2 separate regions of the Homo sapiens genome follow, and region 1 is linked to region 2. The links are chromatin loops, found by intact Hi-C in ENCODE. Cell type or tissue: PC-3. All regions are shown on one strand. Each heading gives the region's core, and the rest is flanking DNA. Links, peaks and the distances in the headings are about the cores only. Region 1 overlaps LOC105371956 (a long non-coding RNA gene). Region 2 has its middle 270 kb from the start of METTL4.

Evidence for each region. Hi-C counts contacts between places; a loop is a spot of excess contacts. Peaks named below come from ENCODE experiments on the same cell type or tissue, not always from the same donor. Only the 100,000 strongest peaks of a DNase experiment are listed, where the experiment ranks them.
Region 1: it touches region 2 in a loop (4-fold over the local background); 5 of 110 quality-filtered maps call a loop at or near these places.

Annotation. Positions count from the first base shown.
Region 1 is chr18:2,094,656-2,111,595 of GRCh38, reverse strand. All of the region lies in intron 2 of LOC105371956 (a long non-coding RNA gene), which reads left to right. Among named protein-coding and RNA genes, the nearest start is that of METTL4, 470 kb to the left of the region's middle. In PC-3, for the core only: a CTCF peak has its summit at 6,520 (motif pointing left); a DNase peak (open chromatin) is centred at 6,525.
Region 2 is chr18:2,294,246-2,311,185 of GRCh38, reverse strand. No RefSeq gene overlaps it. Among named protein-coding and RNA genes, the nearest start is that of METTL4, 270 kb to the left of the region's middle. In PC-3, for the core only: no CTCF peak of the experiment used is centred there; DNase peaks (open chromatin) are centred at 6,595, 7,185, 8,135 and 8,455; H3K4me3 peaks cover 2,537 bases; H3K27ac peaks cover 4,163 bases.

The DNA.
Region 1 (16,940 bases), core at 2,848-10,847, 200 kb after region 2:
CTTAGGTGGAGCAAGAACAGGGCAGGAGAAGCAAGTAAAGGAGGGGACTGAGGGACGAAAGGGGCCTAGAGCTCTGGAGGGCTTCTGGCTGGGTGGCTGGGTGGCTAGTGGGGCCATCATTGCAGGAAGGGGATCAGGAATAGATTTGAGTCCAGATAAGACAATTAGGTTATTTTTGAATATATCAAGCATGTAGTACTGGAGATATTCACTGTGCACAGAAGTTTGTTGTTCTGGAGAGCTGTCATCCTGGAGTCTTGGATTTGGGCAGGTGGTGGGTGTGGTCAGCTAAGGATCGAATGGGGCGGACATATGGGGAGCTGGAGCCAAGACCCAGGATTATCAATACTTAATAGACATTTTAATAAATAGCCATAAGCACATTTCTATTAAATTAATTCCTTTTTTCTTTCTTCTTCATGTTGCAATATGACCTGTTTGAGAGAATATTGAGCTGAACTCCTTGGGCATGAATTGGGATCTGTTTCTGGAGGGGTAATTGGGGGTTAGCATCTCTCGCCTTCAATGTCTCATTTTAAAAAGAAGGGATTAGACTGCTTCATCTCAAATCTTACAATGTTATAATTACAGGACTTCTTATGAAGTTGCTGGAGGTGATGAAATGAGGGAGTCTTGTGCTTTCTTCATTTTCTACTGTTGTTTTCTACCTCTGTTTTCTCAGAGGTTTTCTGATCATTGGCAGTGGATAACAGAAGGAAAGTCACTCAAGGGGCACAGGAAAATTTCCTCATATAAAGAATAATCTCGAATGCGAAACAGTGCAAAGGTGGAGAAACTCAGAGATAAGCAGCTACCTGCACATATGCCTGACTCAAATAATTTCCTTCCTGGGTTTATATTTGGACTTGGTGTGCCTACTCTTTGATACAGTGGCATACTTTAAAGCACACTTTCTCTGTGGTCTTACTAATTTTTTTTTTTTAACGTTTCTTTTCTTGGCCTGTTTGCCTCATTTTTCCATTTTAAATAGATTTTTTAAAAGAGAAGTTTTAGGTTTGCTGCAAAACTGAGCAGAAGGCACAAAGATGCACATATACCTACAAACACAACCTCCCCAGACATGCACAGCCCCCCACTGTTGACATCCCCTACCAGAGTGGTGTCTTTGTTTTTTGTTGGTTTTTGCTTTTTTTTTTTTTTTGAGACAGGGTCTCCCTTCTTGCCCAGGCTGGAGTGGACTGGTGTGATCACAGCTCACTACAGCCTTCACCTCCTGGGCTCAAGCGATCCTCCCACCTCAGCCTCCCAAGTAGCTGAGACCCCAGGCGTGTGTCACCATGCCAGGCTAATTTTTTAAATTTCTGGCTAATTAAAAAAAATTTTTTTTTAGAGATGGGGGTCTCTGTAAATTGCTCAGGCTGGTCTTGAATTCCTGGGTTCAAGTGTTCCTCCCTCCTCAGCTTCCCAAAGTCCTGGGTTACAGATGTGAGCCACCACTCCCAGCCAAGAGTGGTACATTTGTTGCAATCAATGAACCTATATTGACACATTATTATAACCCAAGGTCAATAGTTCCCACTGGGATTCGCTCCTGGTTTTTCTTGTCCATTCTGTGGGTTTGGACAAATCTGTAATGAACATATAACCACCACTACTGTATTATACAGGGGAGCTTCACTGTCTTCAAAACATTCCCTCCTCTATGTATTCATCCCTTCCTCCCCACTGTGCTCTATGCTCTTATGTTTTAATTTAAATCATATCACATGTCTGTTTGGTTGCAATTTTCATTTATCTTACAGATTTGAATGTGCATTAAAATATGCAGGGAATATTTTAATAACCTAGATATAGTAATAATTTTTATTCACATCAAAAGCTTCATGATGTAGATTATTATTATTGTTTAGCTTATAATGATAATTTTAGTAACAAGTTATAGTAGTTGGAGCTTCACTGCTATCAAAAGTTTTCTAGTTAAATTAGGCTAGCCCCCCAAGTTTTTTCAGGAGTCATCAAGGTGAAGAATATTAATAAAAACTGCTTAATCAGGTAAACAGACAAAACTGTATCAGTTTATAGAACAGGTTGTTTCTGTTTTAGCACAATAATCTCCTTTATTTTTTGTCACAGTGAATAGTTACCTGATATCTAGGGTCAAAAATCTATGACTTGAAAGCCACCACCTGCATTTGTATTAAAATCTTTTGGAAGCTGGGCGTGAGTGTGTCTGTGTGTGTTTCAGTGTGTGTGCATGCATGCTCAGTACGTTTCAGCACATGAGATGGAAATAAGAAATAAGCAAAGTGTAGTGGGCAGGAGAGGATTGCACTGAATTTTTTATTTGTTTATGTATGTATGTATTTATTTATTTATTTATTTGAGATGGAGTCTCACTCTACCACCTAGGCTGGAGTGCAGTGGAGCGATCTCGGCTCAATACAACCTCTGCCTCCCGGGTTCAAAGCATTCTCCTGTCTCAACCTCCCAAGTAGCTGGGATTACAGGTGCCTGCCACCGTGCCCAGATAATTGTATTTTTTTGTAGAGACGGGGTTTTACCATCTTGGCCAGGCTGGTCTTGAACTCTTGACCTTGTGATCCGCCCGCCCTGGCCTCCCAAAATGCTGGGATTACAGGCATGAGCTACCGCACCGGGCCCTGAATTTATTTTTTAATGATAGGAAAAAAAAAAAGGAGCCGTAGAGAGATGACAGAGCCAAATGAGGGAGAGAGAAAAATACATTAGGTAGAGCAGCAACACACAGATGCAGGAGGAATTGGGTCATTGTGGAGGAATGTTGTGGAGAGTGGCTAACGGCACCAGGGTCCCCATGGTGGAAACCACTTTTTTTCTCTAATTAGGATCTAAAGAGTGCAGAGCAGTATTGGGTGTGTGTGTTGCTGCGACTCACTGCCTTGCCTTTTCTCCCTAGCCGAGAAATAGAGGATTCTTTACTCATTACTTTATTTGGATTTTAACCAAGGCCAGGATCTGTTACTTGATATAGGAGGTTGAATTTTTCTTACCTTCCTCTAACCTGATTATGAGGGCTGCTATTGTTTTTAGTTTAAGCTAATCAGTCCAGGGTTTCTTGATTTAGGCATCTCACTAGAAAAATCTTTCTGAACCTTTCCCAGGTGGGAGAGAAGTTTCCTGGATTAAATACCAGATTATAAAATAAACTGGTCTTAACAACAAAACTTTTTTGGAGCCCAGAGTGCGTAGGTTATATGAAACCAAGTAGGAATGAAGCATAAACATTGAACTACAATCCTGCCACATTTCACATAACTTATTTTAAGGAATATTCATATTTCTCATAGTAATCAAATTAAATTTTATGAGTGTCTTTGAAAAATTGTACAATGCACCTTTCTGCTTTACCTGATTTAGGAAAAAAAAAACCCATTCCAGGAAAGAATGTAATTGAATAATTAGGATGTATTGCTCTGGTGCTAGTGGCATGATCGCTTTTGAGGGATGAAGGGTAAGAAAATTGTTTAATAATATATGTGTCCGTTAACTTGATATTATTCTTCAGTAGACTCTTACCAATAGTGCTGTCTTTTTTCTTTTTCTTTCTTTCTATTTTTTTAATCTCTGATACCTGCTAGAGTGCCTGACATGTAATAGACACAAATATCCTTTTCTGGATGAATGAATGACAGGGACAGAAAAGCTTTTGTATTTGAACTGGAGAAGAACATCATAGCAATGATGAAGGTAACAGTGGCCAGACACAGTGGCTCACACCTGTAATCTCATCACTTTGGAAGGCCAAGGTGGGTGGATCACTTGAGGCCAGGAGTTTGAGACCAGCCTGGCCAACACGGCGAAACCCCATCTCTACTAAAAACGCACACAAAAATTAGCTGCGCATGTGCCTGTAATCCCAGCTACTCAGGAGGCTGAGGCATGAGAATCCTTTGAAGCCGGGAGGTGGAGGCTGCAGTGAGTTGAGATTGCACCACTGCACTCCAGCCTGAGCAAAAAAAAAAAAAGAGATAATAGTGATAAAGGTAAGAGTTAATATTTATTGAGGGCTTACTATGGCCCTGGCACTCTTTGAAGTATTTCATATGTGTTGACTCATTTAATCCTGACAATAATTAGGCACATTATAGATGAGGAACCAACGAAGAGATACAACTGCTAAGCAATTTACACAAGGTCTCACAGCTAGAAAGTGCTGGAATCAGGACTTGCACCCTAAAAGTCTAGCTCCAAAGACCATGCTCATTCACCACCAAGCTAAACAACCAGCTCAGGCCCTGCCCCATTTGTTTTAGGTGTTGTGATGAAAGCAAACACTACTCTCGGGTGAGCTATGGTCATGCCTGCAGTGGACTTGGGCTATAAAGATGGCGTGAACATTGACACATGCAAGGTGGTATAGGAAGAACTTCAGGTAGATGGTGGAAAGGAGACTCTGGCTGTAAGCAGGGAGCTCGTGGGCCTGCATGACTTGCACACAGCAGATCCTGCCCTGTAGTCCAGCTTCACTGACCTGGGACGTTTCCAAGAGCCCTGTGAGGACCTAGAGGGTCAACAGGGGCCATATCCATTTTAATGGTCTTATGCCCATGTAACCTTTGCACCATTTCTTTGCTCGTTGGAAGCAAGCTGAAGTAAAAATAATTTTCAGCTGAATTTTAATGATCATTCTCCCCAGTCTTCCAGCTTGGAGTAGGCGTGGTGACTGTTCATCATTTTTCTCATTTGTAAGATAGAGGTGATAATAATCCCTGCCTTGCAGGGTTGTTGTTTAAATTATAGGACCTACTACATGTAAACCTTTTAGAAAAGTGCTTGGCACATAGCAAGTACTAAAAAAAAAATAGCTCATTGTATAAAACTTTGTATTCATGAAACTTCAGTTTAACTGTGTTACTAGCAGTTGGATAATTCCAGTTCAACTGAAGGAAAGCAGGGAGCCGTTGATCTGAAAACTCACATTATCAGTTTACCCTGCCCTAAGTTGGGTAAAATGGAAGGATTTAAAAAGGGAAGCACCCTATTTTAGAGACAGAGAAATTGAGGCAGAGTGAGATCAATGGACTCGTTGAGCATCATGCAACTAATCAAGCAAGATAAAGAATTCTTAGGCAGTTATACTAATTGGGGTGAGCTTGTGGTGTGTGAGTGTTTATTGCTTTAGTACTAATGGTAATGAGCTGGTGAATTCCAGGAAGGTTGACCTGTATCAGGGTCTCAAATGGCCAATGGCCCAAATTCTCATCACGAGTTTTACCTATAGTTTGTAGTAAAATAAAGCCCTATTTTCCTTGTGGAAATCACCGGCAAATGATCCCTAATAAAAAGCTTTCCCATCTGATACACAGGGAGAAATGATTAACGTGACCCGTCCCATCTCAGTCTCTGGAGTAGGTATTTTTATTGACTGAGCTTCTTTTAGAGAAGAAGAGAATGCTATTTTACCAGAGAAAAGTGCACGTTTTAAAGGGGGAGCATCTGCTAGTTGGTTCCCATGTGGGGAAGGGGTAAGAGCCTTGGAGTCTGTTGAGTCCCAAGAGATCAGAGAGGCCACCTGATCCAATTCTCACACTTGACTGGTAAACTTGTGCAAGGTCGCACAGCTAGTAGGTAGAGGAGCGGATGCAGCCCCGGCCTATTTTGATTCCAACTTCCATTGGCTGCACCCTTCCTGCTGGTGTCTAACATTGTTTCCGTGTAAAGACTGATTGGGGATATTGTCAAAATGACCATGGTACTGGGGTCTGAGAAGCATCCCGATAGCTGTATGGGATTCAGGACTCTATTTTTCACTTCTTATGTTGGAATTTAACACACACACACACACACACACACACACACACACACACACATATATATTTTAAAATACAGGGTCTCAGTAAGTTTCCCAGGCTGGTCTTGAACTCTTGAACTCTTGGCTGAAGCAATCCTCCCACCTCAGCTTCCTGATTAGCTGGGATTGCAGGTGCTTTAATTGACCAAGTGTATGAATTATTTTACTTCAGAAAGTAAGAATAGTTTTTTTGAAACCTCCCCTCACTGTTTTTTGAATAGTGGTTATACTTTTTATGAGAGCAAATTGTGTTTTGGACCTTTGGAAATAGCACTTGTGCTTCTTATTTGTATGGTTCCGAACTGGGCAGCCTTTGGCATCTGTGCCGTAAGCTTTGAGTGGGAAGGCTAGTGTCCCGCAAGCGAGAGCCAAATTGGCCTGTGCTTCCTGGGAAGTGACAGGATTTTAGACTGTTGATTAGTCTGTTGGAGACAATGGTAAGATGACAAAAGAGTGAGGAGAAGACAAAGCCACCTTTAGGAAGAATGCTTTGGATTCGTTGGGAATTTTACCCCAGAGGTAGGAGAGAACTGAATCCCCAAAGTTGAAACATGGACGGCAACTTTGATTGATGGTCTGAAAAGAATATTTTCGGTATCTCATTGGTATGTTATATCTGATTGGAAGAGTCAGAGTGGCATGTGGGAGCCATGAGGGACCTGATGAACTTAGGAGGGCGGGATGAGACAGAAAGCAGGGACAGAATTACAGCAGTTGGGGGGGAGAAGCGAAGCAGCGCCCCCTGCTGGCGGGAGAATGGTACCGAGGACAGTAACACCACCAACCATAGATGCACGGTCTGGGCTGGGAAGAAATTGTCACTAAGGAAAGCATTTGAGCTACCTAAGATAGGCTCAGTAACAGGCAGATGACTTGGAGTCTCAGTGTCCTTACTGGATAGAACAAAAGAATACAGGTCTCTAATGCTTCCCAAAGCTGCTGTGACCCGCTGAGGCGGACGTTATCCCTGGGAAACCTGGTGAGCCGGGGATGGGAGGCACCTTTCTCTGAACGGAAGCTGCACCTCCCTCTCACTTTGTCCTGCTCTCCCTCAGAGAGCTGTACATGAATTCTTTTTTTTTTTTTTTTTTTTGGAACTTGTTGATCAAAATTTAATGTGTAGCCCTAATGAGAAGCTTCAGATTTTAAAAGAGAACTTTTAGACATGTAACAAGTCCCTAAATAAATGGAATGAACGGAGATTGTAGGACGACGTAAAATAGGATTGACATTTTAGGTCAGAATGCCACCTTCAAAAGATTGCTCTTCTTTCTTGGTTGAGCTTTGACATCATTCAGTCACTTATTTTTGGGATAGAGCCTTTCCTACTCACCTCTGTTAACACATCTTACTGTCTCTATCTTACCTCGTTCAGAGTCTCCAGCCTTTCACCTTCCTCATTAGGCTCGTAGATACCTAATATGTACTGAGCAGGGAACGAGTCCAGTTTCCATCATGAATCCTTTTGGGGCCTCCTGACATTATATTATGTTTTAACCAATATGTGTTTATGAGCTTTGTTTTCCTCTTCAACATTAGAGATAATTGGCCAGTAGTCTTCATATTGTAATTTATATTTATGCAAATTGAAGAAATTTAGGGCCAGAGAGAACATAAATACTCCATGATTAAACTTTATGTTAAAATGTTATTTATTGATTGCTATAGTTAATAACTTTTAATAATAGTACACAACTTATAATTTTCTCATTACAATACATTTAGAAAACCTAATACATTCTACAACATGAAAAACACTTTGCTGAAAAGAACTTATAAAAAAGGATACTAAAATAAATTTTAAAAAGAACTTTTCCTTGCTGAATTGTGCTTAAAACTACCAGTTATTTGACAGACAAACACCTTTTTAATCCTTTCTTCTTTAGAAGTAAGTTAAAATAGAAAGCTTTTTTAGGGTTTACAAATATATTTTTTACCCATCCTGAGTTCCAATTTATTCTCTTCCACCTCTTGTACTTTAAGATGCTGTTCTGAATTTCGAGATCATCCTTATGAGCGCACATTTAGAATGTTTCCATGAATTATTATGCTGCAAGTCCAGAAGTCAGGATGAGATAACTGGATGTATCATTTTGACCTGACCTAATTTAGATGGCTCACTCTCACACATGAGCCACTTTTTAATAAGTTTTGGTTGGTAACTTCAACCATAAAAAATCATTTTTACATTATTCCTGTTGACAAGAAAAAAATCTGACAAAATTAATAAGATCTCTTTACCCATTACAGATTCCACTCAATTCTTTTGGGAATGGGAAAACTTGTAAAACTGTCTTATAAGCATAAATCCTCCTCAGTTTCATTATATGATTTTTTAAACTGTAGATTTAAATCGCAATTTGAGTCCATTGATATTAATGATAACTCATAAAAATAGAGATAAAGAGAATTAGTTTCATTAAGAGAAGTACAATAAGATGAAGAAATACAATTGTAAATTATTGATAAATCTGTAACATGCTACGAATGAGTAGTTTCCCATATTTCACTTTGATATTATATTATGTGCTTTTCTTTCAAATGTCATCCTCTTTTTAACATAACCTCTCCAAAATAAAGGATAATGAACCTATAAGACTTTCTCAGTCATTCGAAGGATATTCTTTCTTTTCAGACTTAGTATAAATTTAGTGCAGCCAAAAATTGTTGAAGAAAATTCGCCATTGGTTCGGTCAAATTTGTATGCATGGTGTTATATATGAAAAAAGTTTCATAGAATTAGAAACTTCTGTGAAAAAAAAGTGAGGGGGAAATCAATCACACATTTGCATTGTGGAAACAAACTGAAGTTTTAAATCTCAGATGTTCCTTACATACTTATTAAATAGAAGACTAGGATTGCTAGTTCATTTGGTGTATCTATGAATGTTTTCAGATCTTGCAGGAAAAAAGTGTTGGAGTCTTTCAGTTATTTATTTCTTATATATTTATTCTCAACCAGTCGCTTTTCTGATGGCTGAAATATACAGTAAATAAATAGATAAATATAGAAATATACAGTAAAATAATCCTTGAAATAAACAGTAAATAAATAAATATAGTAAGTAAATAATTTCATTTATTTACTGTATTAGAGATATACAGTAGAAATAATAGTATATAAGAAAATATACAGTAAATAAATAGATAATACAGAAATATAGAAAATACAGTAAATAGATAATACAGAAATATATGAAATATGGTAAATAAATAGATAATACAGAAATATATACAGTAAATAAATAGGTAAATTATCACTGTCCACATAGATTGTACACAATAGTACTGAGGTGAGACAAATCATTAAAAGAAAAATATATATGTGCATGTATTTGTACATGTGAGTGTATTATATGAATATGTATTGATAAATAAGAATATAGTTTATTAAGTATTATGAGCATAAAAAAAGAGAACATGGAAGTGGGAAGTATTATGGGGTGTTATAGGGCCTGGGAAAGCTTTGCTGAAAAGATAATATTTGAACAGACTTGAAGATTTGAGAGAGTGAGCACTATATCATTGAAGAGAGTATTCTATGCATGGGGAACTGAAACAAAAGGGCCCTGGGGAGGGATGGCTCTAGAACAGCCATCAGCTAGAGAGACCACAGCAGCAAGAGGAAGCACACAGTATTAATAAAGAGAGAGTGGACTGACCTGCTAAGGAAATGGAAGGTCATTTTAAGGACCTTGCCTTTTTCTCTGTGTGAGATGAAAAGTTATTGGAAGAGCATAAGAAGCAAGTGCTCTGAATTGTTTTAATAAGATCTTCCTAGCTCTGTGTGGGGAATATATTGGCAGGGTTGGAGCAAGAGAGAAAAAAGGAGAAATCCCTTATATGATGATGGCTTTGGTAGGTAGTAGCAACACAAATTGTGAGAAGAGGTTGGATTGTGGATATTGTATTTTCAAGGTAGAAACAATAGAACAAGCTGATAGATTGGAGAGGATTGTGAGAGTGAGGAATAAGGGACTGTTCTGAATTGATTGGCCTTCAGTCAATTGAAGGGAGGGACTTCAATAGACTGAAATGGAGGCGCCCCTAGAATGCAGGTTTTGGAGACAGGACCAGTAGTTTGTCTTTGGAGATGCTAATTTTAAGACGTGTATTAGTCAACCAAGTGGAGATGTTGAATAAGGCAATAAATATAGAATTCTAAAGTTTAGGAGACACCCAGATTGAGATATAAATTTGAGAATCAGAAGCCTGTAGATGATGTTTAAAACATGAGATAACTTGAGATCGTTAAAAAAATTGTTATCAATAAGAAGACCCAGGATGGAGTCCTGGGGAACTTCAATATTAAGAGGTTGATAATAGAATCAGCAAAGAAGATGGAGCAAGTAGTTTGTGAGATAGGAAGAAAGGCCGGTATTTACCTATTGCCTGTACCACCATTGTGTCCTGGAAGTAAATAGATTGTTTTTGATTTTACAGGCTCATAGTTGGAAGGAACGTGCCTTGAATCTTAGATGAGAATTTGGACTTTGGACTTTTAAGTGACCTTGGAATGAGTTAAAACTCCTGAGTACTATTGGGAAGAGATGATTTTATTTTGCAATATGAGAAGAACATGACATTTGGAGGGCCAGAGGCAGAATGATGTGGTTTGGTTGTTTTGTTTCTTCTAAATCTCATATTGAAATGTGACCTCCAATGTTGGAGGTAGGCCTAGTGGGAGGTATTGGATCATGGTGACAGATCCCTTGTGAATGGCTTAGTGTCATCTCCTTGGTGATGAGTGAATTATTGCTTAGTTAGTTCATGCAAGATCTGGTTACTTAAACAGTCTGGGACCTTTCCCTTCTCTCTCTTGCTCCCTCCCACCATGTGATACACTGGCTCTCCCTTTGCCTTTTGCCGTGATTGTAAACTTCCTGAGGACCTCACCAGAAGCAGATGTCAGCCCCATGCTTCCTGTACAGCCTGTAGAACTGTGAGCCAAAATAAACCTCTTTTCTTTATAAATTAACTAGTGTCAGGTATATATAGCAAACAGACTAACACAGTGGGTGAATGTGATATCTATTGCTGGACTCTCTCTTCTATAGAATTGATATATATGTCTATCATTTTTCCAATACCATATTGCTTTTGATGACTTCTTGAAACAGTAAGTCCTCAGCTAAGGTCATCAATAGGTTGTTGGAAACAACAACTTTAAGTGAAACAATATGTATTATAATAAAACTAATTTTTTCCCACATCAACATTAAAACAAAACAATGTAGAATGAAACAATCTTACTTGAGGACCTCCTGTACATCATCTCACTTAAAGTCTCAGTTTTCAAGAACCCATTGATGGTGTTAAGTGAGGTCTTACTGTACTTCATTTTAAAAACAATTAGTGTGACTCCTCCAACTTTGTTTTCTTTTTCAAAACTGTTTAGCTCTTTCAGCTCTTTTGCCTTTTCGTAGACATTTTACAATTAGCTTTTAAGTTTCTTAAAAAATTTTACTCAGATTTGGATTAGAATTGTATTTTATCTCTAGATACGTTAGGGAGAATTGACATCTTAATTATATTGAGTCTACCACTCCATTAACATGGTATTTCTCACTGTTTATTCAGACCTGTTTTGATATCTTTTATCAGTGTTTTGTAGTTTTGATAATATAGCTATTATGCCTATTTTTATATACTTATACCTAATTATTTCTTTTTTTGAAGCTATTATAATAGTTTTATTTTTCAACATCAAATTATTTGTTGCTACATATTATATTTTTTCTTAGCAAGTAGACAATATTGTCTGTGAATAAAGATTATTTTATTTCACCCTTTCCAATTTGTATGTCTTTTATTTATCTTTCTTTTCTTACTATATTGGCTAGGGCCTTTACTCTTATGTTGAACAGAAATGGTTGGAGCAGATATTCTTGTCTTATTCTTGATTTTGGTGGTAGGGGGATGAGGAGAGGAATATTCAGACTTACATCAGTAAGTGTTACGTTAACTACAGTGTTTTCAAAGATGTTCTTATCAGGTCAAAGCTGTTCCCTTGTATTTGTAGTTTGTTGAGAGATTTTATTGTGAATGGGTGTTGTATTTTTTCAAAAGCTTTTACTGCATCTGCTTAAGTCATCATAGAGTTTTCTTTTTTTTATTCTGTTGACATAATGTACCACATTAATAGATTTTTGAATGTGGAACCAACCTTGAATCCTGGGAAAAAACAATCTGGTCATGATATATTAGCCTTCTTGTACACTTTTGGATTAGATTTGTTAATTGGTTGAGATATTTGCACTTATTTTCATGAGGGATGATCTGCAGATTTCCTCCCTTCCTTCCTTCCCTCCCTCCCTCCCTCTTTTCTTTTCTTTTCTTTTCTCTTTTCTTTTCTTCTCCCTCCCTCCTTCTGTCCCTCCCTCTCTCTTTTCTTTTTTCTTTTCTTTCCTTTTTTCTTTTCTTTTTTCTTTTCTTTTCTTTCTTTCTTTCTTTCTTTTTTCTTTCTTTCTTTCTTTCTTTCTTTCTTTCTTTCTTTCTTCTTTTCTTCTTTCTTTCTCTTTTTCTTTCCTCTTTTCTTTTCTTTTCTTTCTTGCTTAGTAGAATTCACTGGTAAAGCCATCTTGGTTTTCTTTGTGGGAAAGATTTAAACCATAAATTAAATTTCTTTAACAAACATAGGAATAAGTAATGTGTTTCTTTTTTGAGCTTTGGTAGTTTATATCTTTCAGTGAATTAGTCCACATAATTTAATTTATCAAATTTATTGGCATAAAGTTATTAGTAAAGTGTCCTTATTATCCTTTCAATATCTGTTTTATCAACAGTGTTATTTACTTTTCTGCTTCCAATATTGATAATCTCTTTTTCATAACACTTGTGCTAGAGGTCTATCAATTCTGTTGATATCAAAGAATTCTAAAAATCAGCTTCTGTTTGCTTTGAGATTCTTCATGATCTTCTGTCATCTATTTAAGTGATTTCTGATTTATTTTTATTTATTATTTCCTTTCTTCTCTTTGCTTTAGATTTAATTTGTTCTTCTTTTTCCAGTTTCTTAGGATGGAAGCTTAGATCATTAATTTGAAAACTTATGTTTTTTTTTTCTAATATGATCATTTCTTCCTAAGGACTGTCTTAGTTTCATTCATTATATCTTCATATGTTGTGATTTCACTTCAAATCCTTTAAAAACATTTCACATTTTCCTTGCCATTTTTTTCTTTGACTCATGAATTAGTTGAAAATATGATGTTTCCAAACATTTGGGGATTTTTGAGATATTATTCTCTTATTGAGTTCTAGCTTCTTCTATTGTGTTCAGTGAATATATTTTGTGTGACTTAAAAATTTTGTAGAATCATGTTTTATGACTCACAATATGGTTAACATTGATACATGTGCACTTGCAAATAATGTATATCCTGCTGTTGATTGGTAGATTGTTAGGTAAAATGGGATGATAATATTGTTCAGAATTTCTATGTTTTTACTGATTTTTAAATTTCTATTCATTCTATCATGTACTGAGAGAGGAGTATTAAAATTTCCATTTATATTTGTGGATTTGTGTATTTCTACTTTCAGTTCTCTCACTTTTTGTCTTATGTGTTTTTAAGCTCCTTCACTAGGTGAATGCACATTTAGAATTTTAATTTTTCTTGATGAATTCTAATGCTGTGATCTTTTTCAATCCCTGAGAATATTTCTTGTTCTGAAGTCTACTGTATCTAATACTAATTAAGTTACTTAAGATTTTTGTTGATTAGTATTTATATGCTGTATATTTTTCCACCCTTTGGCTTTTAACCAATCCATATCTTTCAATTTGAGGAGGAGTTCTTGTACTCCAGTCTGTTAACCTCCGCCTTAATTTTAGAATTTAGACCACTTACACTTAATGCAATTATTGATGTGGTTAGATTTAAATTAATAATCTACAATTACTGTTCTATTTTTCCTACCTCATCTTTCTTTTCTTTTTCTTTTTTCTTGCAGTCTGAATTAATTGAGGAATTTCTATAATTCCAATTTAGCTCTACTATTGGCTTATTAGTTATCCTTCCTTTTTATTTTATTTAATGGTTGCTCTAGGGGTTTGATATATGTCTTCAACATACAACAGTCTACCTTCAAATAATATTATACTATGTCACAGTTAGCGTAGAAAACAGTACAGCTGTATATTTCCATTTTCTTCTTCCCATCCTTTGAACTAACTATAAATGTCATATAGTTTACTTCTGCAAATGTTGTTAACCCTAAAGTGCACTCATTTTTTTTGCTTTCAATTGCCAACTATAACAAAGGTCAGAAAATAAAAAAAAATATCTTCTATGTTCATTCTCACTTTTATTATTGTGACACTCTTCATGTTTTTGTGTAGATTCAAATTTCTACCTCGCGTTATGCCTCTGCTTGAAGAAATTCCTTTAAAGTTTCTTTCATCGCAGGTTTAAGCTTTTGTTGGTCTGTAAGTCTTTTTGTAAACCTTCAGTTTTTGAAAAATATTTTGCTGGGTATAGAACTCTAGGCTAAATTTTTTTCTTTCATTCCTTTCAGCTATCATTTTTTGTTTGTTTGTTTTCTATCTTGTATAATTTCTGTAGAAAAGTATCTTCTACTTTACAAATTCTACTTGTAAACTCTTATTACTTCTGGTGTCTGTAGGTAGATTGGCAGGGGCAGGGGGATTTGTCCCTTTGCATCTTAGACAAATTAATATTATAATCAGATTTCACCAGAGGCCTCAAACTTCCATCCAGAGAAAATAATAAGATCAGAACACTCTAGGAGCATACACTTAGTGCTCCCTGATGTTTTGAGCTATGTTTTGTGGATATATGTGCATCATCTTCCTCCAAGAGATGGCGTGAACAATTCTGGCTATTGTTTGTGCAATTAAAGATAACCATGTTCAAGTAAATACCTGGAGGCAGGATAGGTATTATCTGGATATTGCTTAACATTTTCTTTGGCAGGACAAAAAGGGACTGAGAAAACTTTTGGTTATTTCTTTCTCTCACTGCCCTGGAATTTCCACCCCGTGGCTTTTGAAAAGAATCAAAGTCATGTGTTTTACGGACAAAGGACTTTGGCAGTACCAAGTTTGGTGGTAACTACAACAACTGTAAACAGCCAAACAGCTCAATTCTCTTAACATGCAAATATGCTAAAAATTTTTTTTTTTTTAAAAAGAGTCAACAGTTTCAAAGCATCAACAAATATTTGAATGGTAATAATCTTTGCATCATGACTGAGTCTCACCATGGCTTATTCTTATGGGATTAAATCATGAGTAATGCAGAAGATCACTCTGTGGAGCTGACCTCCAAATCCCAACCCTGTTGTCTCTTTCCACCTCTTATGATCTGTCATCTCTTTGCCTCTGGGCAGCTTAATTCAGTCTCTTGCCAGTCTCCTTGATCTACTCTTGGAGTTCACAGCTTATGCTCACACTTCATTTCCTTTCAGGGTGGAAAACTCTGAAACCCTTTCTTCTTGAAGTCCTTACTACTCTAGAATATGCTATGCATATATCACTCATGCATGGCATCTTCCTCTCTAATTTCGTTTTTATTTGAGGCTTCTACCCAGTACCCATATTGAATGAAAGATCACATTATATAATTGATTTCTAGATTTATTGATAACCAATGCTCATAATTAAGTCTTTGTCTGGGATAGAGAGTAGCAAAAAGCCACAAAATGATTGTCACTGCTAAAGTGGACTAAAACCTTGTTTGTGGGCACCTCAGCTATTACCTTCTACACATTATAGTTGACTTCTTTCTCTGTGCTCTGCTTGGCTCCCATATGTCCCTGTAGACTGATCAAATGTTTTTATATGCGTGGTACAACTCACCTCATCCTCTCAATCAGTCTTTGAACCTAGATTTGAATCTACTGATTTATATTGGCCCAGCCTGGCTCCCTTTAGGCAATGCACCAAGACCTCTCCTAGAAGTTATGCACTCAGAGGCATGTCTACCAGGATTTTGAAGGTGGACACACAATTTCTTTCAGATTTATGGGTCATAAATCTTTAGTCATATTAATTTCAAAAAGTCTTCAGATTCATAAAGATTTGGGTAAAATTCTGGATCTATCAATTGCCAGCTGTGTGACCTGGGGCAAGTTCCTAACATTCTCTAGGCCTCAATTCTGTCTTCTGTAAATGTTTTTTTTTTTTTTTTGAGACAGAGTCTCACTCTGTCACCCAGGCTGGAGTGCAGTGGCACAATCTCCACTCACTGCAAGCTCTGCTTCCCGGGTTCACACCATTCTCCTGCCTCAGCCTCCTGAGTAGATGGGACTACAGGAGCCCACCACCACACACGGCTAATTTTTTTTTTTTTTTGTATTTTTAGTAGAGATGGGGTTTCACCGTGTTAGCCAGGATGGTCTTGATCTCCTGACCTTGTGATCCATCAGCCTTGGCCTCCCAAAGTGTTGGGATTACAGATGTGAGCCACCGTGCACAGCCTGTGAATGTTTTATGCTCAAAACGTGTTAGTAATTATTTAATATTTTGTTTTTAAAAAATGATGTTATGATGATATTATAATAATGGACATTAATCATGTAAATATTATAATAAGCAAGGTGTGGTAGACATTAGCACTGTTCATTAATATTTGGTTCTCCTCTCATTCTGGTTGCACTGGAGGATTAAAGCTCCCTGCCCCTTGAAGTTAAGCATGGCCATGCGACTTACTTTTGGTTAATGAAATATTTAAGAGCTGGTACGTGACTCCCATTATTCTCCCATCTCTTTCTCTCCCTGCCAAGGTCATTGCAGAATCAATTGTTGATGAGGCTGAGCCAACACATGGAGTACTGCTGTTTTGAAAAGATTAAGCCATTTAGATTTTGGTATCATTTATTGCCAATACGTAATTTTCTTACTGTGAATGATTCACAAAGTCAATGAAGGAAAAAGTGGTTAACGTGGTGATTGTTTCTTGGATAAGCTTGTCTGCAAGAAAAGTTAGAGTCTTAGCCATGGTTAAGAGAAACTATCTCTAGGGGTGGCAGGGAGTAGTTTAAATGTAATATTCTAAGGCCTGTGGTGAACTCATGTTTTGGCTGAGCTGGCTGTTATAGCAGAAAGTAGCAGAGATAGAGAGGTAAGTTAGAGCCACTGTCCCAGTTTTGGGGAGAATGCCATGTAGTCACTGGAGTATAAAGA
Region 2 (16,940 bases), core at 4,514-12,513:
AGGTGGTGTCTAGTTTGCATAAGGCCCAGGGGACTGGTTAAACCATGTGTGTCTTTCACGTAGCCCTGAAAAAATCTGGCCCTCCCACCTTAGCCCTTTACTATGCAAATGCGGGTCGCCATGATGTTTTGAACACATACTGTTATGTCGGGGTGGCCATGACACTTGCCACACCTGGTGACAAGGAGAAGATGGCGGGAATCACCATGTTGGGTAGACCCAGTTTCTGTTTGCTGGTATTTGCATATCAAAGCTTGCTGGCCTGGCTCTTTAAGCCGCCTTTCTGTTAGTTTCCACCGAGAAACTTTACCCTATATAGCTGCCTAAAAATTATTTCTTAATAACTCCTGTATTAAGTACCAGGGTACAAACTTTTCTAGAAAAGGATACAGAAAATGAGGAGAGCTCATGGAGTCGAGCAGGCAGTACCTTTTCTGCATTGCTGTGATAAGCCTTTAACACCCATCCATTCTAACCTATAATTATTGAGAATTCTTTGTTGCAGCCAGTCTCTTTATCCGTGAACTTCTTAGTTTATCTGCTAATTACCTGTTTTTGAAATGACTGGGGATTTTGTTTATTAAAGTTTGCCGCAGGTACATTTTTAGAAAGTGCACTGCTTTTCCTATTTGTAATCAGCAGTACTCTGGTAACTGCTGGGCTCGAAGTGGTAATGCTAGCTGTAATATTTGGAGCACCTCCTGTAAACCAGGAAATTTACATATGTTGTATTTATTCTATTCTTAGAAAGCCTTGCAAGAGGGATCTTCTATCCTGACGTTCCAGAGTAGAAACCAGGTGTTCTTAGAAGCTGAGCAACTTGCCTGAGGTTAATTGGAATTCAACATCAGGCTGGCCTCCTCCCTAGAACCTCCGCTTTTCCTATCTACCATTTCCTGCTGTGGGATGATCTATTTGGAAAGAACACACGTTGTTGAAATACAGTGGTTATGAAGGGGATTGTTTTACATGTTCCTTCTGAAATCCTATAGAATGTAGTTGAATGTTTACGTTGCTGCTTCGGTAATGCTTCAGGTGTGAAGATGCAGTTCGGGTTGTTCCTCTACCTTTGCACCTTCTTCTTACCAACTTTAATTTTGTTGCTAAAGATTTGGGTTACTTTAGATTTCCTAGCAATCACAAAATCATCATAGGGTATTCACTTCAGTCAACACATTACTATTCTGGTATAGGCTTCTCAGAAAAAAAAATTTCTGTAAAAGATCAGTTACCCAAGGGCAGGAACTTACCAGCAGATCCTGAAGGTTGCAAAGAAATGATTATCATTTAACTCTTCTATCTTTATGATAAAAGTGACAGGAGCTGCTCTTACAGATTCACATGCATGTGTAAATAGCGATGGAGAAGAATTCCGTAACACTCCCAAACTGGAGTGTGTTTTATACCTATTTAATTTTTCAAGAAATAAAATGTCTTACAGGCATTCTGTAATTAATCTTCACATCTCTTGGCTTTTCCCTGTTATTCTGATTAATTGGAATCAATAGTGCATGTTAATTATATGGGCAAATTAAGTAGACTGTATACCTAATGGTTAATAATCATTGTGGGTTCCCATCTTAGCTTCACCACTTACTGCTGTGTGACCTTAGCAAGATCATTAACCTCTCTATGCCTTGTTTTCTCCATCTGCAAAATGGAGCTGGAAAACAACTGCACACATTTCAAAGCTGAGTAGCAAGGTTTAAAAATACAGTAAGCCAAAAAATGGTTGGAACATAGAAATCAATGAATATTAGCGATTCCTGTTGCGAAACCTGCTACAAGTACATGCTAAAATCATGTACATGCGAAACCTGCTACAATCAATGAATATTAGCGATTCCTTGTTGCAAAACCTGCTACAAGTAAAAATACTTCCATCACTTTATTTAGGGAGATAAATATATCACTGAATTCTTCTGAGGCAGGGAATAAGCTTTAAAAAGGCAGTAGAATGTGGTATAAATAAAATCAAATGTTTCTAAAACATGAAAACACTTCAATGAATTTCAGCCCAAAAAGTATTGAACCAATATATTTGATCCATAAGCATTTATCATCTTCCAAGGTGTACAAGAAAAATCATATCAAGCCTTTGCTCAGGCAATTGCAATCTAGCTGGGGAAGGCTGACACATTCGAGAAAAGAGAAACAGATGATTAAGCACCAAAATGAGAGGAAACCTGCAACAGGCATTCAGTAAAGGATGAGAGCAGGTAAGTCAGACTGGAACAGCCTCAGAAGGACAGCTCTGAGATGGGAGAATATGGCTAGATAAGAAAAGACTCTTTAGAAGGGTGGGCATCATTGTACAAACAAACCAGTGCTTTTCAAACATCAGTGGATGCATGAATCACCTAGCAGGCTTGTTAAAATGCAGAGGCTGTACCAGAGGATGGAGTGGACTCTGCATTCTTAACCAGCTTTCATGTGATGTTGTAGGAACTATCACCAGCTTTCTGGTGATGTGGAGTCCAAGGAGAGAAACAACTTGTGTTTGGGAGACAGCAAGTCGAGGGTGTGGTGTTGAGAATATTAAGAAGGCTGATTTCAGGAGTCCAAGCACAAAGTGAGAAGGGCCCAAATTGAGATAGTGGCAGTGGCAATGGAAAGAAAAGCATAAAAGACTATTCAAAAGAAGAAGAGAAAAATGCATAACACTTGGCAAAATACACAGGGAAAAGGAAGCAGCCTCAACGATAATCTTTGCGAGATGAATGATGCCGTCGGCACAAGCAGGGAAGGTTAAGAGAAGAACTGGGTTGGGAAGAGAGGGGAGTGATGAAGTAGATTTTTGGAATGTTGAATTTGAGGTAATGCTGAATGAAGCATTCGAGAGGAATATCCAGTGAAGGGCTGGAAATGAATGTTTAGAATGGATCTATACAGAAGTCATAGCTGAAGTTATAAAGAAAGAATTCTGTCATTCTTTACAGATCAATGAAGAGTGACAGGAGCAGAATGGAGGACAGTACAGTTGGGGACATCTCCATTTGAGATGAGAGAGAGAGAGAGAGAGAGAGAGGAGAGAGAGATGAGTCCCCACTTGGTGGGAGAGAAGGGGGAGAGGTGAGGACAGAAGGGAAGGACCTAGTGTATTAGAGTATCCTTGCACTGCTATAAAGGAATACCTGATGCTGGGGAATTTATAAAGAAAAGAGGTTTAATTGGCTCTTGGTTCTGCAGACAATACAGGAAGCATGACACCAGCATCTGCTCAGCTTCTCAGGAGGCCTCAGGGAGCTTTTACGCAGAAGGTGAAGCGGAAGCAGACACATCACATGGCTAAAGCAGGAGCAAGAGTGGGAAGAAGGTGCCACACACTTTTGAATGACCACAAGAACTCACTATCATGAAGACAGCACCAGGCCATGAGGGATCTGGCCCCATGATTCAAACGTCTCCCACTAGGCTCCATGTCCAGCAATGGGGATTATAATTCAACATGAGATTTGGAAGGGGACAAATATCCAAATGGTATCACCTGGAATTGCAGATTCCCTGCAGATAAAAGTGCCCTTGAGAGTCCCGATGCCTTGTGAATCAAACCAGAGCACAGAGGTTCATTCAGCAAATCCATCAGTAGCATTCATTTCAAGGTTTTTCAATTTACAAATATTATGTATTCATAGGATAAAATTCTGAAAATTTAGAAAATACACAAGAAAAGGAAATAAAAATCAAATGTAATTTTATTACTCAGAGAACCTATCTCTTTTTGCTTAGGTATGTGTGCACACTGTTTTATGCCTTTTCCTTTGCAAACACACGTTTTTCACAAATTGGAATCATGCTATCTATACTATTTTGTGTTTGCTTTTAAAATACAGTGTATTTTGAACACTTCCCCCTGACCTGAAGCATTCTATTGTAATATACTTTTTTGTAGATATGTTCAGTTTGCCTGGCAAAGTTAGCAACTGAAAAAGAACCTGAAAAGGCATTAGCATCAAGTAAAGATTTTGTTCCATTCAGGAACAACCAGAACATATTTTTGGGCTGCGGGGCAAGAATCTATGGAGTGATTGAAGAGAAATATTTGTTGAATGAATGAACAGAAGGTGAAGATGGTGAGAAGGCAGAGAGGGGGAGGTGACAGGAGAGCAGGGGTGGCCTTGAGAGGAAACAGGTATATTTTCTGACGGAAAAATATGTATTTGGAGCTAAAGAATTGGGCTGATGAAGGAGAGAATGCTGGATGGTGTTAATATTTGCAATAAATGAATGAGTAAAGACATCTTTTAAGAAATGGGAAAAGGGAAGTTAATTTTTAGAAAAGAATAGGATATTGGCATTGTTCCTGAGAGCATAAACCTGGAGAATTAAAAACAGATGAGGCCATCATAAACAAATGAGCATTGTGTTATTGCCACATGAACTTAGAGCACTTGGAAATACAAATGATCCCATAGGTATTGCTGAGAATTAGTGGGTACACAGATTTTATTTAAATGAATTATTCAAACCTGCTTGGTCCTGTTCTCATGCTGCAGGTTCTTAAAATCCTCTGAAAATATACCCAAAGAAGAACTCTTTATTGACTGGTGTAGTTTTGAGGAAGAAGATATTAATGTGTTTTATTCCTGTGTAATTTTTTTACTTTTATTTTTTCCATAGATGTGTGACACTGGCCTCCTTTCTAGGTGAAGTAAAAGGGCTCAGACTTTTCAGACAAATCCTTTTATGTTATTCCACTCAAAAGTCCTCATTTCTTATTCAGAGACACATAGCAACAGACTTAAATACCAGCTATTTGGTCTGTTTTTGGAGTTTACTTGGTGTGTAAAAGTTATTAATGAGCATTTCTGTATTTCTGTAATAAAAATTCAGGCTGACAAGAAGTAAACAATGAATCTTTTCCATTCTTGTTTCTCGGTGATTTAAACATATATTTGTGTGTTTGTTTTTACTGTATACTGAGGCTGATAGTATAGTCATGGTAGAAGAATATTTCCAGAATAATTTATTCTATAAGTGTCAGTCAAAACCATCAGCTGTAGCCTGTCTAACACTGACCTTGGATGTAGGAGATGCCTGTTCTATTCTAAGCTCTGCAACCAAATAGCCCTGGGGTTTTGAGAAAGTTATGTGTCTTCACTTGTGGCTTTGCTGAAAGAAATGATTTGAGTTGATTATTTTTATTGTCCCGATCTAGGTCCTAAATTTCAAATCTATATTTAATTTTTCATAGCAGTACATCAGAATAATTACTACTTGTAATAATTGTGGTTGTAGACTGCCCACCTTGATACTACTGTGTAGATTATACCAAGGTGCAAGGGGAAATGACCACTGGAATGAACCCTCAAGTGGCTTCAAGGATACCATTGCTACTGCGGGTGTTGGTGTCTTAGAAAGCTAACCAGTGGTTTTAAAGGTCACCTATGCAAAGTTATTCATATTATGAGTATGTGTTTTTCCCTACCAGATAATCTTTATGACGCTACTGAATATAACTGAAAAAGATCACACGGTACTCAATGATCCTAGGAAATGGTCACGCTGTACTAAAGGAAATTAAGGCAACAAGAGCAATTATTAGAATCACAGCAGTGAGGTGGAGAAGAAGGCTGAAATGACATTTTCAATTTAGAAATTCTATTTATAATCACTGGAACTTTCCAATACTGTTCAGCTTTGGACTAACATGTTTTGGACATATTCTCGGCTTCAAAGTAAATTTATCTGAAAAGGCTTATGTAATTCTGTTCATTCATTTGAGCTTATGCAGTATTTCAGGGAAAACAAGCTGACTTTTTTTTTTTTTGAGAAAAATCTAAAGATATCTTCCCAGTATATTAAAGAATAGCTAGATCTATGACTTACATATAGTGACTTACTGACAACATGATTCATTTCAAACAAAGTTCTTAGTGAGGCAAATCTAATTAAGTAATTCTAGAATACAATCTATATTTGAATATATGTCTATTTAGAATTTCTCTGGAACAAATGCTGTTTCTGCTGTTAGTAGGAAAATAGGCACCCTTTTTATTCCAGAAAGACAGTTATTGAGAGAAAAGGCATCAGGTGATTAGAATCCCGTTTTTTTAATACAGCATTGTAACAAGGAAATTCATGTAATCAATCAGTGAAATATACTGGCAACTCTTCCATCTATTAAGGAGCAGGGGACCAGCTGCATGTTCTCCCAGATTACTTCATAAATACTTAATAACACATTCTATCATCTGGCTATTTGCTTTACAACTAGTTGGTCTGAATCTGATTTGCAACTGTGCCAGGATATTTCAGTCACATCTGTCAAAACAAAGTGCCATTGTCTCACAGAATAATAAAAGAAAGCAAAAAGTATACCAGAAATGAATGTTTTACCATTTTATGATTTTAGGATAACAAGGAAAGCTCCTCTGTTGAACTTACTTAGAAGAAATTGAAATAAGATGTAGTGCATAATTTACTTATCAAGTTATTATTGTACATGCTTGCTGGAAACTCCCATGGCAAAATGTGTAAACAAATAAAAGCAACTAATTTTTTTCAGTTTGTCAGTCTAGCTGCTCCAGAGGGATTGCTCTCCAACTAGTCAGCCCATCAGGAAATAGACATGGAGCAGAGGTAGAAAGACTTACACACTTTCTATTTATTTCTACATCAGAGGAATGTGGGCTTTCCTGTTATGATTCATATTTGATATCTGCAAACTGTGGAAATGGCTGGCCTCTTAATACCTTGTTGAAGAACGGCAGCAACAACAAATGCATAAAGTCATTGTCATTTGTGTCACAAAACTTTCCTTTGATTCTTTGGGTTAAAAAGCCCAGTAGAAGCAAAAGTTTCAGAACCTTTTACACCTCTTGGAATTTACATAATTTAACCATCTACAAATTAAATTATTAAACAGTATTAAAGGCAGGGTTCCCAGAGTAAATGATGCATCTTTGCCATTCATTTCGTTTGTCCCATTCAGTTAAATTTAACCAATAGGAAAACCTAGACTAAAACAATAATAGAAAATTACTGCAAATTAGTCAGCTGGACTTGAGAGGCACACTGTAAAAACATGTCTAATCTATTTTCCTTTGTGAGTCTAAACTACTTTTCCAATTACTTGGTGAGCCCTCTCCAACTTTACAAGGACTGTTAAGAGAGAATCTAATTAGAGATCTGTTCACTGAAGTACCTAGAGGGTCATTTTGCCAGGAGCAAAAAAAAGTTCTGCTGCTCATGAGTCATGTTTGAGGAACAGTTAGGCAGTGGACTGCCAAATGGAATGAAGATCTCCATGTTCTCCTCAAATAGTCTCAGCCTAGGGAGTAAAACACATGAGGACCCTTGGTACATATGTAGGGTGGAAGTCCAGCAAATCAGAAGTGTTAGAATCTAGTACTTCAAAAAATTTTTCACGTTTGAAAGTTTTTCCCTTTCCCTCCCCAATGATTCTAGTTGGAAATTAAATCCAAATCTTTTTTTTTTTTTTTTTTTTTTTTTGAGACAGGGTCTTGCTCCATTGCCCAGACTGGAGTGTGGTGGCTCGACCACAGCTCACTGCAACCTCCCTCCACCTCCCAGGCTCAAGGGATCCTCCCACCTCAGCCTCCTGAGTAGCTGAGACTACAGGTGCACACCATACCTGGCTAATTTTTGTATTTTTGGTAGAGACAGGGTTTTACCGTGTTGCCCAGGCTGGTGTCCAACTCCTGAGCTCAAGCAATCCTCCCATTTCAGCCTTCCAAATCCAATTCTAAAACAGGTACTGAGCACATACTGTGCAAAGCACATCATGGTGGATACAAAGTAGCAGAAGCCTACTCTGATTTTAAGGAGTGTTAGCAACAAAATGCTTGTTCCTCTGTGTGGTGAAGAAATAGCACTCGAACAGAAATTTAATTTTCTCAGCAAGGCAAGTTTTACTTCTGGAGAAGGGTGCAACTTGTGGATGGAGTAATGGCAAGTGTACATTTGGACAAGGGAGGGGAGGGGGTTCTTATTCCCCCTACTGCCGTGTCGTTCCAGTATCGGCTAGGGTTGGAGGGCACAGTCTAAGCTAATTCCCACTGGCTATTTTAAAGAGAGCAGGGGTATGACCTGGAGTGGCAGGGTGAGTAGTTTGGTGGGAGGGGCGGTTACAGAACGGGTAACTCAGGATGATTCAGGTCAGAGCAAGTGACCAGGGGAACAGATGTGAACTACTGATTAGAACTGGCGGGGAAGTTATTTACTGAAACTGGAGGCAAGCGGGTGAAGAGAACCAGAAAGTTAAAGTTTAAAATGGAGAATCAAAGAATAAAACTTAAAGTATAACAAAAAAAAAAGAGAGCTGAACATAGTGACATACTGATTCTTTGAAGAGAAACTTGGAGTTCACTATATCTAACAGGAGCATGCAGGCAAATGGAGTGTTTCTGTTTCTTTAAAGGAATGCAAAGAACAGTGACTAATCATTGACCGGTAGGACACACCTAAAATTCCTTGCAATATTCTCCCTAAATATCTGAGTGTTCCAGTCACATTCATCCTCTTCCATCGTACATGTCCTGCTGACACACACAGATTTTCACCCTGGAAACTTGACTTGCCTTCTCTTCTAGGGGACAGGCTAAGCCTGTCTTGCTCTCCACTATACCTCCAGTATTTAGTAGAGGCATTCAATACACATTTGATAATTAAATGAATGAAATCATTTATAAGCCATGCAGATTTGATTTTTAAAACCACTTTTAAGTGTATAATTCAATGGCATTAAGTACATTTACAATGTTGTGCACACATCACTACTGTCCATTTCTGGAACTTTTTCATCATCACAAAAACAACTTTGTACCCATAACAAAAAGTCCACATTTCCCCCATCCCCAGGCCCCTGTTCACCTCTATGCTATATTCTGTCTCTATGCATTTGACTATTCTGGGTACTTAATGCAACTGGAATCACACAATATTTGTCCTTTTGTGTCTGGCTTCATCAGAGCTTCATATCTTCTTATGGTTGCATAATATTCCATTGCATATATATACCACATTTTGTGTATCAACTCATCCATCAGTAGACATTTGGGCTGCTTCCACCTTTGGCTTGATGTGAATAAAGCTGCTATGAACGTTGGTGTACTAGACCCTGCTTTCAATTCTTTTGGGTGGAATTGTTGGATTATATGTTTAACTTTTTGAGGAACCACCAAACTGTTTTCCAAAGCAGCAGAATCATTTTACATGCCCCCCAGCAAGGCATGAGAGCTCCAGTTTCTCTATATCTGTATCCCTACCAACACCTGTTATTTTCTTTTTTATTCTTTTGGATTATAGTCATCCTAATGAGCATGCAGTACTATTTTGTTATGATTTTGATTTGCAGTTCCCTAATGCAAAGATGTTACAATGTTAAGTATCTTTTCATGGTTCTTATTATTCTTTAGAGAAATACCTGTTCAACAGATTTGATCTTTTAATGATAGTTGTAGTTTTATTTGTTTCTAAGGAGTAAAATCTTGGGCAAGTCAGGTGAAACTTTGGTTATCTCTGTGTTGCCTGTGGGGGAATGTTCTGGGTAAGATGAAAGTCTGTTCCACTGTAGAAACATCTGTTGTTTTTGCCTATATTGCACCCATTGCCCCTTCTAGTAACATACTCTGATTTGGCTTTTGCTTTGAGGAATATTTTTTTCATCTTGGTGGCCCTGTCAATCAAGATAACAACCCTCTCAGCCCAATAAATAGTCATGTGATCAAGGTTAGGCCAATCCGATATTCTCCCTGGAATTTAGACTCTGTACTGAACAACCCAAAGGATTTGATTGAAGTTGATTCATCCTGATTTACCGCTTTTCTATTGCTACTGTGACAACTTTCTACAAACTTGGTGGCTTACAAAAACATGACAATAAATATTGCCTTATATTAATAATTCTGAAGGTCAGAATTTGGACAGGGGTTTCACAGAGCTAATATTAAGGTGTTGGCAGGGCTGTGAGGAGAAGCTGTTTCCTTGTCTTTTCCAGCTTCTAGAGGCCTCCTACTTTCCTTGGCCCCTTTCCCCTTCCTCCATCTTGAAAGGCAGATGAAATCTTTTCATAGGGCCCCTCTCTGATGCTGCTCCCATCGTCACCTCTCCTCTGACTCAGCTCGCCTGCCTCCCCTTTCCACTTTTAAAGACCCTTGTGATAAAATTGAGCCCACCTGGGAATCCACGCTACTCTCTCTGCTTTAAGGTCAGATGAGTAGCAATCTTGATTCCATCTGCAAGCTTAATCACTCTTTGTTATGTAATATGAAATATTCACAGGTCCTAGGGAATAGGATGTGAGCATCTTTGAGGAGGGCCATTGTTTTGCCTTGAAAAGTCTGTTACTATCTCCTTCCCATACCTCAGGAGTGCCCTGGTTGTCATCCTGAGGACTGATTTTTGGAATTCTTTTCTGATTCTGTAAACTACTTTGCATTTTTCCAATAAACTTACTCTTTTTGCTTAATTTAGCTGGAATTTGCCCCTTTTGCTTTTGAAAAAAGAACCCAAATTGATATACATGCTTGTTAGACTCTCTAGCTGATAGATAAGGCAGCTAATAAAAGAGCCAATTTCAGCCTTATTCTCCCTCTGTACTTGCTTCCTTTCTGATAGAGGATTCCAGTAAGACAAGGCAGTGCAGAAGTTTGTGCCTTAGAATCGTGTACCCTTTAGCAAAAAGATCCAAGGAAGATATTTAGAAATGAGACTTTCTACATTAAGTTGATGAAGAAGGCTGAAGCTCACTGCACCTCTCTTATAAGTAACAATGAACAGTACTTGATGCTGTTTGTTCGTGCAGGAAGGAAGCACTGAATAAGAAATATTCAAAACCAAGAGCAGAATACACAAGAAAGTAGGAGTTTCTGTTTGTGTATCTACTGTATAAAAAAAGACATAAACCATAAAAATTGAGTCCTACCAACTAGTATTGTCTTGAATCTTATCTGTTTTTACTCTTATCTGCTTATTTGTGGGACTAATATAGCCACTTAGTTTTTTAAAGAAAATAATGTTAACATAATTTATCATTTTTCATCCTTTCAATTTTATCCTACCTATGTGTATATATTTAAATGTGATTCTTACAGGGAGCACATAGTTGCATTTTGCTTTTTAGAAATCTAATCTGACAGTTTCTGCCTTTTAATTGGAATATTTGGACCATTTATTTATACTTAATGTGATTGTTGATATGAATACGTTTAAGTCTCTCTCGCTGTTTGTTTTCTATTTCTGATGGGAAATCATCTATCTTCCTTCTCTTATTCCTCTCTATGTAATGTGTTACTTTGAAGATTTTCTCTTTATCAGTTTTTTATTTTTTACTTATTTATTTATTTTTGAGACAGAGTTTCGCTCTTATTGCCTAGGCTGGAGTGCAATGGTGTGATCTTGGCTCACTGCAACCTCCGCCTCCCCAGTTCAAGCGATTCTCCTGCCTCAGCCTCCCGAGTAGCTGGGATTACAGGTGTGCACCACTATGCCTGGCTAATTTTGTGTTATTAGTAGAGATGGAGTTTCACCATGTTGGTCAGGCTGGTCTTGAACTCCTGACCTCAGGTGATCCACCAACCTCGGCCTCCCAAAGTGCTGGAATTACAGGTATGAGCCACTGCATCTGGCCTCTTTATCAGTGGTTTAGACTGATTTGGTTCCCTTTATAAATAGTTTTGACTGGATGTTGTTTTCTTTATGTTTCCTCTGCTTGGGGTTTGCTGAGATATTAGATGTGTTGGTTTATAGTTTTTATCAAATTTGACAAAATGTTGGCCGTTATTATTTTTTACTTTGAAAAAAAATTTTTTTTTAGAGCAGTTTTAGGTTTACAGTAAAACTGAGAGGAAGGTATGGAGATTTCCCATATACCTCCTGCCTAAACACATGCATAGCTTCCCCCATTATCAACATCCCTCACCAGAGTGGTACATCTGTTACAATTGATGAACCTACAATGACACATCATTGTTACCCAAAGTCTGTAGTTTACATTAGGGTTCACTCTTGTTGTTGTACATTCTATGGGTATGGACAAATGTGTAATGACATGTGTCCACCATTACAGTACCATACCCAGTATTTTCACTGCCCTAAATCTTCCCTGTGCACTGCCTATTCATTCCTCCCTCACCCCTTACTTCTGGAAACCATGGATCTTTTCACTGTTCTATAGTTTTAACTTTTCCAGAATTTCATATACTTGGAAACTGACAGCATGTAGCCTTTCTAGTTTGACTTTTTTTCATTTAGTTATGTGCATTTAAGGTTTCTCCATGTCTTTTCATGGCTTGATAGCTCATTTCTTTTTAGTGCTGAATAATATTTTATTGTCTGGATGTACCATAGTTTTTCCATTCACCTACTGAAGGACATCTTAATTGCTTCCAAGTTTTGGCAATTATGAATAAAGCTGATGTAAACATCCATGTGCAAGTTTTTTTGTGGATATGTGTTCAATTCCTTTGGGTAAGGACTAAAGAGTGCAATTGCTGTACTGTATGGTAAGAATAGTTTTAGTTTTGTAAGAAACTGCCAAAATGTTTTTCCCAAGGGGTTGTACCATTTTTCATTCCCACCAGAAATGAAGGAGAGTTCCTCTTGCTCCATATCCTCATCTGTCTTTTGTGGTATCAGTGTTCTGGATTTTGGCCATTCTAACAGATGTGTGGTGGTGTCTTATTGTTGTTTTAATTTGCATTTGTCTGATGATATATGTCGTGCTGCATCTTTTCATATGCTTATTTTCCATCTGTATATCTTTTATGGTGATGTGTCCATTAAGGTCTTTCAACCATTTTTAAATCACGTTGTTTTCTTGTTGTGGTTTTAAGATTTTGCATATTTTGGATAAAAGTCTTTAATCAGATATGTCTTTTGCAAATACTTTCTCCTAGTCTATGACTTGTCTTTTTCATCTCTTCATGTTGTCTTTCGCTAAGTAGAAATTTTTAATTTTAATGAAGTCCAATTTATCAGTTCTTTCTTTCACAGATTATGCATTTGGTGTTGTATGTGAAAGGTCATTGCCAAATTCAAGATTGTCTAGATTTTCTTCTATGTTATCTTCTAGGAGTTTTAAAGTTTTGCATTTTACATTTAAGTCTGTGATCCATTTTGAGATCATTTTTGTGAAGGGTGTAAGGCTTGTTTCTAGATTCATTTTTTTTGTATGTAAATGTCCAGTTGTTTCAGCACCTTTCGTTGAAAAGATTATTTTTTCTTCATTGTATTGCCCTTGTTCTTTGTCAAAGACTGGTTGACTATATTTATATGGGTCTACTTCTGAGTTCTGTATTCTGTTCCATTCATCTGCTTGTCTATTATTTGTCACTATCACTGTTTGGATTCCTTTCATTTTATAGTAGTGTAGTATCAGTCCTCCAACTTTATTATTCTCATTTAATATTGTGTTGGCTATTCTGAGTCTTTGCCCCTTTATGTAAACTTTAGAATCAGTTTCTTAGAATCTATAGAATAACTTGCTAGAATTTTGGCTAAGCTCACATTGAGCTTATATATCAATTTGGGAAGAGCTCACATCTTGACAATATTGAGTCTTTCTACCCATGAACATGGAATATCTCCCAATTTCTTTCTTTCTTTTTTTTAAACAAAGTTTTATGGTGTTTCTCATATAGAGCTTGTACATATTTTATTAGATTTATTTATTTTTTCTTTTTTTTTTTTTTTTTTTTGAGATGGAGTTTAGCTCTGTCACCCAGGCTGGAGTGCAGTGGCACAATCTCAGCTCACTGCAATCTCTGCCTCCTGGGTTCAAGCAATTCTCCTGCCTTGGCCTCCTGAGTAGCTGGGATTATAGGCACATGCCACCATGCCAACCTAATTTTTGTGTTTTTAGTAGAAATGGGGTTTCACCGTGTTGGCCAGTGCTGGGATTACAATGTGAGCCACCATTCCTGGCTGATATTTTGTAGATTTATTTTTAAGTATTTTATTTTTAAGGGGATGCTAATGTAAATGGTACTGAGCTTTGAATTTCAAATTCCACTTGTTCATTGCAAGTATATAGGAAAGTGATTAACTTTTGTATATTAACCATTGGTTAAAAAAAAAAAAACTTCAGTCAAATTAAATTTAAAAGAGTTTATTTGAGCAAAGAACAGTTTGTGAATCAGGCAGCCTCCTGAGCCACAGTGGGCTCAGAGAATCCAGCATAGTCAAGTGGTAGAAGATTTATGGATGAAAAAGGAAAATAATGTACGTAAAATGGAAGTGAGGTACAGAAACAGCTGGATTGGTTACAGCTTGGCGTTTGCCTTATTTGAACACAGTTTGAAAAGCTGGCCACATGTGATTGGCCAAAACTTGGCAATTGACACAAGAGTAGTCTATAGTCTGTTTACATCTCCACTTATTATAGCTCATGTACAGAGAAACCTTCAGGTTGAACTTAAAATATGTAAGGAGGCAGCTTTAGGCTAAATTTGATTTAACACCTTGCATCCTGAAACTTTGCTGTAATTGCGTCTTAGGTCTCAGTTTTAATGAATGGATTCTTTTGAATTTTCTACATAGATAATTACGTCATCTGCAAACAAAGTTTTATATTTTCCTTCCTTATCAGTATATCTTTTTTTATTTAAAAATTAATTTAATTGATACATAATAATTATACTATTTATGTGGTACCTAGTGATGTTTCAATACTTGTCCCTAATCTCCATAGTGATCAGATCAGGGTAGTTAGCATATCCATCATCTCAAGCATTTATCATTTTTTTTTGTCTTGGGAAAATGCAATATCCTTTTAGCCATTTAAAACTATAAATTATTGTTAACTATAGTCATTCTATGGTGCTTTGGAACACTAGAACATATTTCTCCTATCTAGTCATAATTTTGTTTCCTTCAGCCAATCTCTTTCTATTATCCTCTCCCCATTTCCCTTCCAAGCCTCTAGTATGCTCTATTCTACTTTTTACTTCTATGAGAGCTGCTTTAAGCTTTCACATATGAGTGAGAACATGCAGTGTTTATGTTCCTGGCTTATGTCACTTAACATAATGGCCTCCACTTTCATCCTTGTTACCACAAATGACAAGATTTCATTCCTTTTATGGCTGAATAGTTTTCCATTATATATATACTACATTTTCTTTATTCATTCATCTGTTGTTGGACACCTATGTTGATTCCGTATCTTGGCTATTGTGAATAGTGCTGCAATAAACACTGGAGTGCAGATGTCTCTTTTATATACTGTTTCTTTTCCTTTGGGTAAATGTCCAGTAGAGGGATTGGTGGATCCTATGGTGGTTCTATTTGTGGTTTTTTGAGAAACTGCTATACTGTTCTCCATAGTGGCTGTATTAGCTTGCATTCCCACCAACAGCATCTGAGTTCCCTTTCTCCACATCCTCACCAGTATATGTTATTTTTTGTCTTTTTGATAGTTGGCATCCTAACTATGGTGAGAGAATATTTCATTGCAGTCTTGTCTGTGTTTCCCTGATGATTAGTCATGTTGAACGTTTTTCACCTATTTCTTGGCCACTTATATGTCTTCTTTTAAGAAATATTTGTTCCAGATCAATAACAAGCTCTGAAATTGAATCAGTAATAAATAGCCTACCAACCAAAAAAAGCACAGCACTGGACAGATTCACAACCAAATTCTGTCAGATGTACAAAGAAGAGCTGGTACGATTTCTACTGAAACTATTCCAAAAATTGAGGAGGAGGAACTCCTCCTTAACTCACTGTATGAGGTCAGCATCATCCTGATACTAAAACCTGGTAGAGACACAACAACAAAAAAGAAAACTTCAAGCCAATATCCTTGATGAGCATTAATGCAAAACTCCTCAACAAAATACTAGCAAACTGAATTCAGTGGCACATTAAAAAGCTAATCCACCAAGATCTACTGGGCTTTACCCTGGGATACAAGGTTGGTTCAACCTATGCAAATCATAAATGCAATTCATCATATAACATAAACAGAACTAAAGACAAAAACCACATGATTATCTCAATAGATGCGAAAAAGGATTTTGATAAAATTCAACATCCCTTCATGTTAAAAACTCTCAACATACTAGGTACTGAAGGAACATATATCAAAATAATAAGAGCCATCTTTGACAAACCCACAGTTAACCTCATACTGAGTGGGCAAAAGCTGGAAGCATTCCTCTTGAAAACCAGCATGAGACAAGGATGCCCTCTTTCACCAATCCTATTTAGCATAGTATTGGAAGTCCTGGCCAGTGCAATCTGCAAAGATAAAGAAATCAAGCGCATCCAAATAGGAAGAGAGGAAGTCAAGCTATCCCTGTTTGCAGACCACATGATTCTATATCTAGAAAATCCCATAGTCTCAAAGATCCTTAAGCTGATAAACAATTTCAGCAAAGTTTCTGGATACAAAATCAACATACAAAAATTACCAGCATTTCTATACACCAACAACAGTCAAGCTGAGAGCCAAATCAGGAAGGCAATCCCATTCACAATTGCCCCAAAAAGAATAAAATACCTAGGAATACAGGTTACTAGTGAGGTGAAAGATCTCTCTACAATGAGAATTACAAAACACTCTTCAAAAGAAATCAGAAAGGACACAAAACAAATAGAAAAACATTTCATGCTTATGGATAGGAAGAATCGATATTGTTAAAATAACCATACTGCCCAAAGCAATTTACAGATTGAATACTATTCTTATCAAGCTACCAATGATGTTCTTCACGGAATTAGAAAAAACTATTTTAACATTTGTATGAAACCAAAAAAGAGTTCAAATAGCCAAGGCAATCCTAAGCAAAAAGAACAAAGCTGGAGGCATCATGCTACCGGGCTTCAAACTATACTACACGGCTACAACAACCAAAGCAGCACAGTACTGGTTCAAAAACAGTCACATAGACAGATTCAGGATCATCATGGCAGACAGGAGGCAGGAGTAGATTGCAGCTCTGTCTCGGATGGACAGAGCAGTGTGTGGAGGCTCA